2 separate regions of the Mus musculus genome follow, and region 1 is linked to region 2. Evidence: chromatin contacts called from ENCODE POLR2A ChIA-PET data. All regions are on one chromosome and are shown on one strand. The core of a region is the stretch at or near the end of the contact, and the rest is flanking DNA. Distances in the headings are between cores, read along the strand shown.

Region 1 (5,060 bases), core at 1,777-4,276, 120 kb after region 2:
ACAAGGCTTGGGTACCAACTGTATATAGAAATGAACACACTTTTTAGTTTCAGGAAAGAGGAATCTGCACTCAGGTCAATGGTGAAGGACAGACATGGGCTTATTGCACTAGGTTAACTTGACTTTGAAAAAGAAAGGAGTTGGGGGAGACTACCAGCAGCAAACAGCCAGCTCATGATGATGTGCCCTGATACTAAGATAAACAGACAGTCCTGTACATGGGATATGGACTAACTCTGTAATTTACTGGAGAAAGACAATGGTTCTGCTAAACTAGATAAAGGTAGAACCATCTAAGTCAGTAGTAATGTTTTTATGCTTTGTGGACCAATTCAGCCCTGTTTGGAAAAGGCCATGGCCTCTGTACACATCGATGTGAAATTATTTTCACCAGTTAAGTATGCTACCATTAGATGTACTTTATTCAGGTTATTAATGGAACAATTCTCAAGGAACAACATGGGCGGATACTGACTTTTCAATATATGCAGACAATAAAGACAAAGACAATAAGGTTAAAATAATTTATTATTGTTTCATTTATTTGACTGAAAGTGGGATTACATCAAAATTTGAAGTAATGAGCCCAAAGAAACTTGTTTTCATAATATCTATATTGTATCAGAATGGAATTCCTCATTTAAAAAATTTAAATATTCATTCTTGTTATCTTTCCTTTTTTCTTTTCTTTTTGAGACAGGTGTCACTGTATAGTCCTAGCATTCCTGGAAATCCTTATGAAGACCAGGCTGGCCTTGAACTCACAGAAATCTTCCTTCCTCTGCCTCCTGAGTGCTGGGATTAAAGGCATGGATCACCGCGTCTGGCTTTCTTATTGTTTTTTAGTTATGTGTATAGATGTGTACATACAAGTGCAGGTGTTCATGGAGTCCAGGAGAGGGCGCTTGACCTCCTGGAGCTGGAGCTATAGACATTGTGAGACATCAAATGTGGGTGCTAGAAACTGAACTCAGATGCTCTGTTAGGGGTACCATAGTATCATAACTGTTGGGTCATCTCTTCAGCCTTAGAATTAAATTCCTCATAGCTGGAATACATTGCTTGTGGGAGGTGGAGGCAGTTGTAAGAAAAAAGGCTTTCCCCAGAACTATAAATTAGCAGCCTTGGGTTTTTGTTTCAATCCCCTATTGTTTGTGCAAGGAACCAGGTAGGGTTCTTTCTAAGGCCCAGTGAAGTAAGGCGTAGTCTAATGTTTTTGAAGGTCATCTTTGCCTCAAATGGATTTATGATAATCTTTGTGAGCACAGGTTCACTCTTTCAACGTTCTCAAGGCAAACAGCTCACAGACAGATCGGAACATGGGGTCCAGGATATGATATTGCGATCTAGATAAACATAAGAACAATCTTGCCATGCAACAGTGACTCCTGCCATTGCTAACTTCTGTGAATACCTGTGTCGTAAAGACCAGGCTTGCTCCCAACACTCGCTTTCACATCCCACCTAAGAGCATCATAGGTAAAGATGTTTTGTTTTTTTTTAAAATAACAATGTACACACTAGTGACCCTGGTGAATAGTTCTAAAAGACAAGTATTGTAAAGTTTTATATGCCAAGCTAGTGTTATTGAGTATTCCTAACAAGGTCAAAGTAAATCAAATGAGCAGGCATCCTAAGGTTCAGAGTACCCTCAAATGTCAAATGCTGTATGGCTGTTAGGATTGGTTTTGCATGGCTGCCGTTACCCTTCCTGAGGAGAAAGCTTTGATACTACAGGGCAGCGGAAATGTTTTCTGGTCCATCTGCCCTCATGAAGAAGAGGAAGAACAGGTTGGCAGGTGTGTACGATTGGGCAGATTCCTTCTCCAGCTGTTCTGACCTGAGAATCCACTGGCTAAGACAAGTAGCCACACCTGAGCCATCCAGGAGGTAGAGTTTAACTTTGCTAAGCCACCATCACTACAGCACTGGGTTCACACACCATCACTCCAGCCGACAGAACTCACTGTCCTTGAGAGACGCTCTCTCAGAAAGGGGTAGCTGCAACTATCATGAGCTAAAATGCATAAATGGGACATACAGCTTGCTACAAGCAGGCCATCATGACACCAGTTCATGGTGTGTCAAGATTTTCATCCTAAATAACTGATCTGAGCACCCATTAGCTGGTCACAAACTTATTGGACTTGTTTATAGAATTAACTAGGTGAGTTCAGAAGACACTAAGTGGAACAGCTTTCAGAAACCAAGAAGGGGAATTTTCCCGTCTGCTCAGGCACACATAACATTTCTTATCTTTCTCATTCACGTTTTGACACACGTTTCAGACCTTGTGTGGTAGTTCAAGCCTGCTTAGTAGCTTCCAGCTCTGGTACCAGACCCGAGTGACAAGCTGGCATTTTCATAGGTTTAATTTCAGAAACTGTAGTGTACCATTTTCTACTTTTCTAACCTCTTCGCCCTTCTTGTACTTTTAGGATATCCTATTATTCGCTTCTCTTCTCTTCATAATGTTAGGAGAAAGTAAGAATGAGCGACTATCTGTAAATAGGACACTTTAAAGGTTTTCATTTTAATCTCTGTTTTCGACGCACAGGCGTGCCAAACAAGCTTTCGTGAGGATCTACCGGGTTCAGCCTAGGTAGGACCTGAAATTTTCCGTTAACTAGAAGAAGTATCCCTTCATCTGCTGACCCGCTTTTCACAGCAGGTGTGTTTCAATTTCGAGAACTTCAAACAGGTCTCTGGACGGCAAAGCTAGCAGCCCACAAACATTGCCCCGGCGATGCTCAGGGGTTTGGGTCTCTACGACTAAAGCCCGCCTGCCTATGTCCGAAACTACCATCTTATTGGTCTATCCGTGCGTCTGTTTCCTCATTAAACCAATCATAGCTTCCCTTCTTACCCCAGGGACTTGAGAAACCGGAAAGAACCTCCGGCTGGTCGCTGGCCAGAGGGCGGGGCCGTGAATGAGTGACAACTCTGTCTTCCAATACCCAGCGCTATCGGTTCTGACCATTTTGGCTTCTAGGCTACAAAAGAGCGTTGATGCCGGCTGTAGCGATGAATCCTCACTGGCGTCTGCAGCACGGCGTTACCGAGGACCGGCTGCTACTGGTAGTTTCCTTGCAGGTGAGTGGCTTCGTTGTAATTGTTACAGTTGTGAGGATTTCTTTTCTTTCATGAGTGGCTTGCTGTTCTATCGTGAGAAGGCCGGTTGCTACCTTGCCCGGCTTTAGTATCTGGTGGGAACCTGATGCCCGCTTCAAGCGAGACCCTCCCGAGTACCCCAGCTCTCAGCTGGCCCTTTCTCAGCGAGCATCTCTCAGGAACAGTGAGTTCTGTCGGCTGGAGTGATGGTGTGTGAACCCAGAGCTGTAGTGATGGTGGCTTAGCAAAGTTAAACTCTACCTCCTGGATAGCTCAGGTGTGGCTACTTGTCTTAGCCAGTGGATTCACTGGAAGGAAGCAGGTGTAGGGCGAAGGCAGACCTTGATCCTAAAAGTGTAAGTTAAGGGGGGAAATATCATGGAAGGCAAAGAGGTTGTTGCATATTCAGGAGTCTCAGGAACCATATTCCGGGTTCAGGGGAACACTACCCCCTCCCCAGCACACACGCGTGCACGCCCGACCACCACTATCATGGCCAAAAAGTGTCATTTCTTTTTGTGCTAAGGGGTAGGAGCAAGTATTTCACTACAGTAAGTCAAAAGAAATGCAAAATTGTAATGAAGTTTATTATTAGACTTTGCAGGATGGAGCCCCCCCCCCCAAATTAGGAAGGGTTTATAGCCCGTGAATGGGGGAAATGGTTCTAGAATATTAACTAACAGAATTCCGACGCCTTCGGGAGGAAATAAAAAGTAAATGGTTACATTTCAGCAGCAGGTACAAACGTTTCTATAATAAAAGTCGTGTTAGTTTGTCTGTAAAACTGAATTTTCACATTTTTTTAAAAGAATTGTTTATTTTATGTATATAAGTACATTGTAGCTGTATTCAGACACACCAGAAGAGGACATCTGATCACTTTACAGATGGTTGTGAGCCACCATGTGGTTGCTGGGAATTTAACTCAGGACCTCTGGAAGAACCGGCAGTGTTCCTAACCTCTGAGCCATCTCTCCAGCCCAATTTTCACATTTTTTTCAAGACTGTTTTATGTGTATGATTTTTTTGCCTGAATGTATGTATGTGTACTCTGTGTACGCCTAGTGTCCATGGACCACCCCCCCCCCCCCGGAACTGGAGCAAATGTCTATGAGCCCCCCTGCAGGTGCTAGGAAGGGAACCCAGTTCCTCTGGAAGAGCAGCCAGTGCTCCTGACCACTGAGCCATCTCTCCAGCCCAGTTTCCACATCGTTTAAAAAGGCAGAAGTTACATTTCTAAGGCCCATGCCTTTATTAAAGGCTATGTAAAATTAAAGATAATTAGACAATTTTTCACTATCATGTCTACAAGGAAACTCTCACTGTATTGACCTCTGTATGAAGTCTATAGCAAATAAAAGTGTCCGGCTTCAAGGACATATTCTTTTGTGCCCATATTTAAACTGAACCAAACTAACCAGATCATTGTAAAAAAAATATTTTTTTAAAGGAGAGTATAGAAATCTAGTATAGCCCCCCAAAATTGTCATCTTTAATCTCATTACTCAGAGGCAACTGTTAAGTGTTTGGCTATTTTGTGTTAAGTTTCTCTTCCTCTTCACCTTTTATGGTTTGTGAGATTAATAGGGTTGTTTCACTTTATGAAGTGGTTGGTACATCTAACTTCATAATCCATGCATCTAACTCTGCATGCCTAGAGAACAGAGGGCAACATGCTTGCACTGGTGGCTTCTCGGATGTTCTTGGAATTGAAGCCAAGCGTGAGGCGGTGTTTGGAGAAAGAGAGCGAAGGGATTGACATCTGGGCATGGTGCCTTGCTCCTGTAATCCCAGGATTTAGGAGGTTGAGGCTGGAGGATTGCTGCAAGACCGTGGCCAGCCTGGGCCACATAGCCAGAGCCTGGATCCAAAGATATCAATAGCAAAACCCTTCCATTTAGAAAGACATGGCAATAAACTACTTTATAGAATGTGAATGTAACATCGAC
Region 2 (4,591 bases), core at 2,075-4,574:
CCATCCACACCTGCAATGCCAATGCTCAGATGGTAGAGTTGGGTGGATTCAGAATCCAGTCATCCTCAGCTTCGTAGTGATAGATTATCTCCCTCGAAGAAATATAAACCAATTTAAGCCGAATGTAAAAGTAGATAAAGCCAGGTTTATTGGAGGCAACTCTCAGGTGGGTGGGTTTACTGCTCTCACAGGAGGAGGCTAGGGTAGATTGAAAAGCAAGAGGGAGGGGGAGGAGGAGGGGAAGGGGGAGGGGGAAGGGAGGAGAGGGAACCAAAATGTCTGGATTATATAGTGACTCTGGGCTGTAAAGTTCAGCCATGCCCTTTAACAGGTAGGGATTAAGGGATGCTGGGAGAACCTGGAGGTCAGCTTTGGTGTGTTAAATAGGCACCTTAGCCACTTTCCCCTGGGCCTGAAACCCAACACATAGCAAGTTTGAGGCAGGAAAGAAAAGAAGAAAAGGGGAAGGAGAAAGAGGAAGAAAAGCTATGGAACAATCCTCTAGGTGACACTGTGAGACCCCGACTTAGAGCGTTTCTCCCTGGAAGGTAAAGCCCCTGGACGTTCCCCAAGCTTGTTTTCCCTGATCTCTAAAAATACAGCTAGAAAGAAGCTCTTTGTTCGCTATAGCCAGCAAAAAGCCTTTTTGTTTCTATACTGTACAACCAGAGATGCCTGCCTTCCTGTGCCGAGGACACGGAGATAAAAATTCAGAAAGAACTCACTCCCCACTCCTGCCTTGTAAATTTCACCAAGGACACCGGGAAGAGAAGAACTCTCCTCCCAACTCCTCCCAACTCTCCTCCCAACTCCTCAGCTAGCTGTTAAAAGCCCCCTGCTGTCACTGCTTGGGGTCGAACTTCCCTGCCCTGCACGGTGGAGGGACTTCATCCTCAGCTAGCGGATAATAAAACCTCTTGCAGTTTGTATCAGGTGTGGTTTTCTCTCGAGATGTTGGGGTGTTGGCCAGCTCATCCCGGGACTTGAGCGGAGGCCCAGCATTGGGGGTCTTACAACACTATCAGTTATCCTCGGAGAAGCACCAGGCATGTGGGACACAGCACCTCACAGGCTCCTTCTGGGGGAGTCAGATGCTGCTCTGTCCATTCTGAGGCCGACCTTTGCTTGCTAGAAGTGAATCAAGCTACCCAGAGTTTTATCTAGAAGTCTGGATACTAGGTCAGATAAACAAGTAGACTGTAAAGAGAGTTATAGATAGCCCAAGGAACTCTGGCTTTTGACTTACAACATTCCCTCAAACATGAGAGCCGATATGAGAGAGCTTGCTGCATTTTTAGAATAAATAAACGTAGCTTCTTCAACCCAGTTTGGTGTTGACGCTTGTGCTTCCGTTTTACTTCCCTTTATGGACTAAAATCTCCTATATTTAGCGTCTTCTCTTTCCAAGTGTCAATGGGATTTCAATGGGGTAGGAGGGCATGAAAAATGTCATGGTATGAGTTCTGCTTGGTTGTGACATCTCCCTGAAGTTTGTCACCCCCCGAACTAATTTATTGGGTCCTCAGTTACAGTCAGCATTCCTAAACTGCCCGTATTACCAATGTCCTTAGCTGTAGAGCCTACATCGTGGCTCAGTCTCTCCTGAGAACATTAAGTTGTACGCACACTGCAACTTTAACAGTGCTGACTGTAAATATTTCTAATCAGCCTGTGAACCCCTTCAGTCAGTTTCCCCAGACATTTCAGTTCCTCTCTCTGTGCTGTTCTGGAGACACACTGAAGGTGGCTTAGGCATACACCTGGCTACCTGCCACTGTCCCTGGGCATCTGTGGGTCAGGGCTTCCATCCTGAGCTTGCTATTTCTGCCCTAGGCTCACCTTGGAGACCAGAGCTCCTATGATCTGGGACTTCTTGAATCAGTGAGGTATTCCAGTTACACCCCAAGGTTATTGCTGATAAGTATTTCAATATTGGAAAATGATAATTTTTATTCTCTTATAACTCCCGTAAAATCTTTTGTTTACTCTGATTTTTCTGGTTTTTCTTTCTAGAGGACATGCATTAGTTTTATAATATCAATAAAGTAAAAGTCAAGAACATTTACATATGATTCTTGAAAAACTATAAACATGGAGGTGAGAATGTATTATTCTATAAATGACTGAAAATTGCCATTTTGAAAAAAAATCAATTTTGACCTATACCTTGTGTGATAAACTGAAATAAACTTCATTTGAGTCTATATTCCTACTTCTAAAGATCTATCCCCAGGGAATGAGGCCCAATGCTTCACTGCAATGATATTTCTTGAAATATTATTTATACACAATAGAAACCAGCTGGAAATCAGCAAGAGACCTAAGAATAGTGGAAATGGTAGAATAAATTACCATAAAATAGAATGCAACGTTAAAATGTTTAACATAAAGGCAATTTTGAAATGACTCACTATAAACGTGTAGAAAAGCTAGCCTTGTGGTGTCAGCTTTGGAAAATGTGGTGCGGTGCATAGAAGCTGACACAGGCTGAGAAGAGCCCAGGAAACTGCACCGGGCAATGGCATCCGAGTGACAGAAAAGGATGTTTATGCTCGCATCTTTCTTTTTCATGCTGTCCTTAGTGAAACAGAATATAATCACAAAAGTCTGGTTTTTAAATGTAAGCAAAAAAAATGTAAAAGCTCACTATAATTATACAGTTAGACAACTTGTCAAATTTCAAATTCAGAGAGAGGGGGGATAGAGAGAGAGAGAGGGAGAGGGAGAGAGAAAGAATATTATCAAAGAAAGGTCTTAGTGGTTAACAGGGGAAATTTGCTTTTCACAATCTTCCATCAATTAGATGAGTAAAACTTAAACAAACAAACAAACAAAAAGAGGGTCAGAAAACACTCTCTCCTCTCCCGTTCCCTCCCCTCTCTCCCCTCCCCCCTCCTCTGCAAGCGCCCCTGTCATTGATCTTTTGTGATCAGCAACAGTTAGCTCAAAATAATTTATGCAGCCTCCCATTTTGCCTCTGAAAACTTTTACTTGCCTCAACCTCATGGAATACCTACAGGCTCCACCGTTCTCCACACACTGTGGAAACCCATACATATTCTCCACACACTGTGGAAACCCAAACATAGCTAGCAATATAGCTCGAAGGATCTTTCACCCCATGCGCCTAAGGCTCATACACCTCTAAGTAGCTCTACAAAGTAATTTATATTCTGCATCAGGGAGATTTCCCTCTGGTTTATGACTAATCTTTACTCACACTCTTAAAAGCTTACAAAAGACTGGGATGAACTTCCGGTTCATTGCGGGAGGGGGGGCGGGGGCGGGAGGGGTCTGGGCGTGGCGCTTGCAGTAAGAGCCGGCCTCTTCATCCAGGACGTTAAAGCCTCCATCTGTCTCATTAACAAGGACACAGACATCTGCTCTCAGCAAGATTTTGGCAGCAACCATGGCCACGTTCGTGGAACTCAGTACCAAAGCCAAGATGCCCATTGTGGGCCTGGGCACCTGGAAGGTGAGTGCGCAGTCTTGGGCACCTGGTCTTGGCATTTCCTCTTCTTTTTATGACATCTACTGGGAGTTTGGAACCCTAGAGACAGAACACAAGTTGGTTTTGCCTTTTGTGCTGTTTCAGACCTCAAAGCTCTGACAGACTTTTTCCAGCAGAGATATCCCTGTGAAGTGTCAGGTTTCAAGTTTTCCCGAACTTGCCAGTTACCCTCTTAACAAGCTTTCTTCTGAACTCATGAGACACTTAAAGTTTTATAAGTTTTGGCTGGTTTGAAGCAGGGCAGTGGTGGTGCATGCCTTTAATCCCAGAAGTTGGGAGGTAGAGGCTGGCGAATTTCTGAATTTGAGGCCAGAGGCCAGCCTGGTCTACAGAGTGAGTTCCAGGACAGCCAGGGCTGAGTTATTCAGTGGCAGGACACCAAAAGCTCCAAATGACCTAGCTCTGTTTGGTGGGGGAAAGACTCTGCAGCTTGTGGCCTGGAAGCCTGGGGGAAAGGTGGAGTCTCAGACCCTAGCACAGGCTACTGGCACCTGCACCTTACCAAGACACTACACCATTTTCTGAGCACATCAAACTAAGCAGGAAGATGACAGAGCCTGAGCTCAGATCCTGCCTGGCAGTGTGCTCTCCTGGAAGAATGCTCCAAGGCCCTTCCCACTTCTGTTGAGACAAGTCTGACATTGTTCCATCTCCTAACTTTGTCCTTGGGTTTATTTCCTTTCGTGATAACAGGACAGTGGTCAGCTAGTTTCCAGGAGCTGTCTCTATTTGATTTCTGGCGACTGGGAGTTACACTTCAGTTTAGGCTGCCCTAGAACTTATTCTATAGCTTGGGTTGGCCTTGAACTTGCAATCCTCCGGCCTCAGCTTCTAGAGGTTATCACAGGTGTGAGCCACCTCCAGGAGGAGTTGTTTTTGGAGTCCGAGTCTCTTGTCCTGGTGGCTTAGCCTCTGTCTCTCGCTTAGCCTCTGTCTCTCGATCTTTGCACTGTCTTTTTCTTCTGATCATGGGACAGAGGTGGGGCCTCTCTTTGATTCAGCACTGGGTTTAAAACCTCGAATTTGCTCCAAATTAGACATTTCACTTTCTACCAAGCTGTCAAGCACTCTGACCAGAAG

Evidence for each region. ChIA-PET counts read pairs that join two places held with the same protein, here RNA polymerase II (POLR2A).
Region 1: POLR2A ChIA-PET joins it to region 2 with 11 read pairs in Patski. The contact joins the promoter of Bpgm here to the promoter of Akr1b8 in region 2. POLR2A ChIA-PET finds 5 or more read pairs at or near these places in 3 of 5 experiments (Patski and embryonic stem cell).

Annotation. Positions count from the first base shown.
Region 1 is chr6:34,473,330-34,478,389 of GRCm38, forward strand. It overlaps Bpgm (2,3-bisphosphoglycerate mutase), which reads left to right and starts at 3,027. Exons shown (of 3, transcript NM_007563.5): 1 at 3,027-3,093.
Region 2 is chr6:34,350,822-34,355,412 of GRCm38, forward strand. Akr1b8 (aldo-keto reductase family 1, member B8) reads left to right here and starts at 3,325. Exons shown (of 10, transcript NM_008012.2): 1 at 3,325-3,475. The coding sequence starts at 3,410.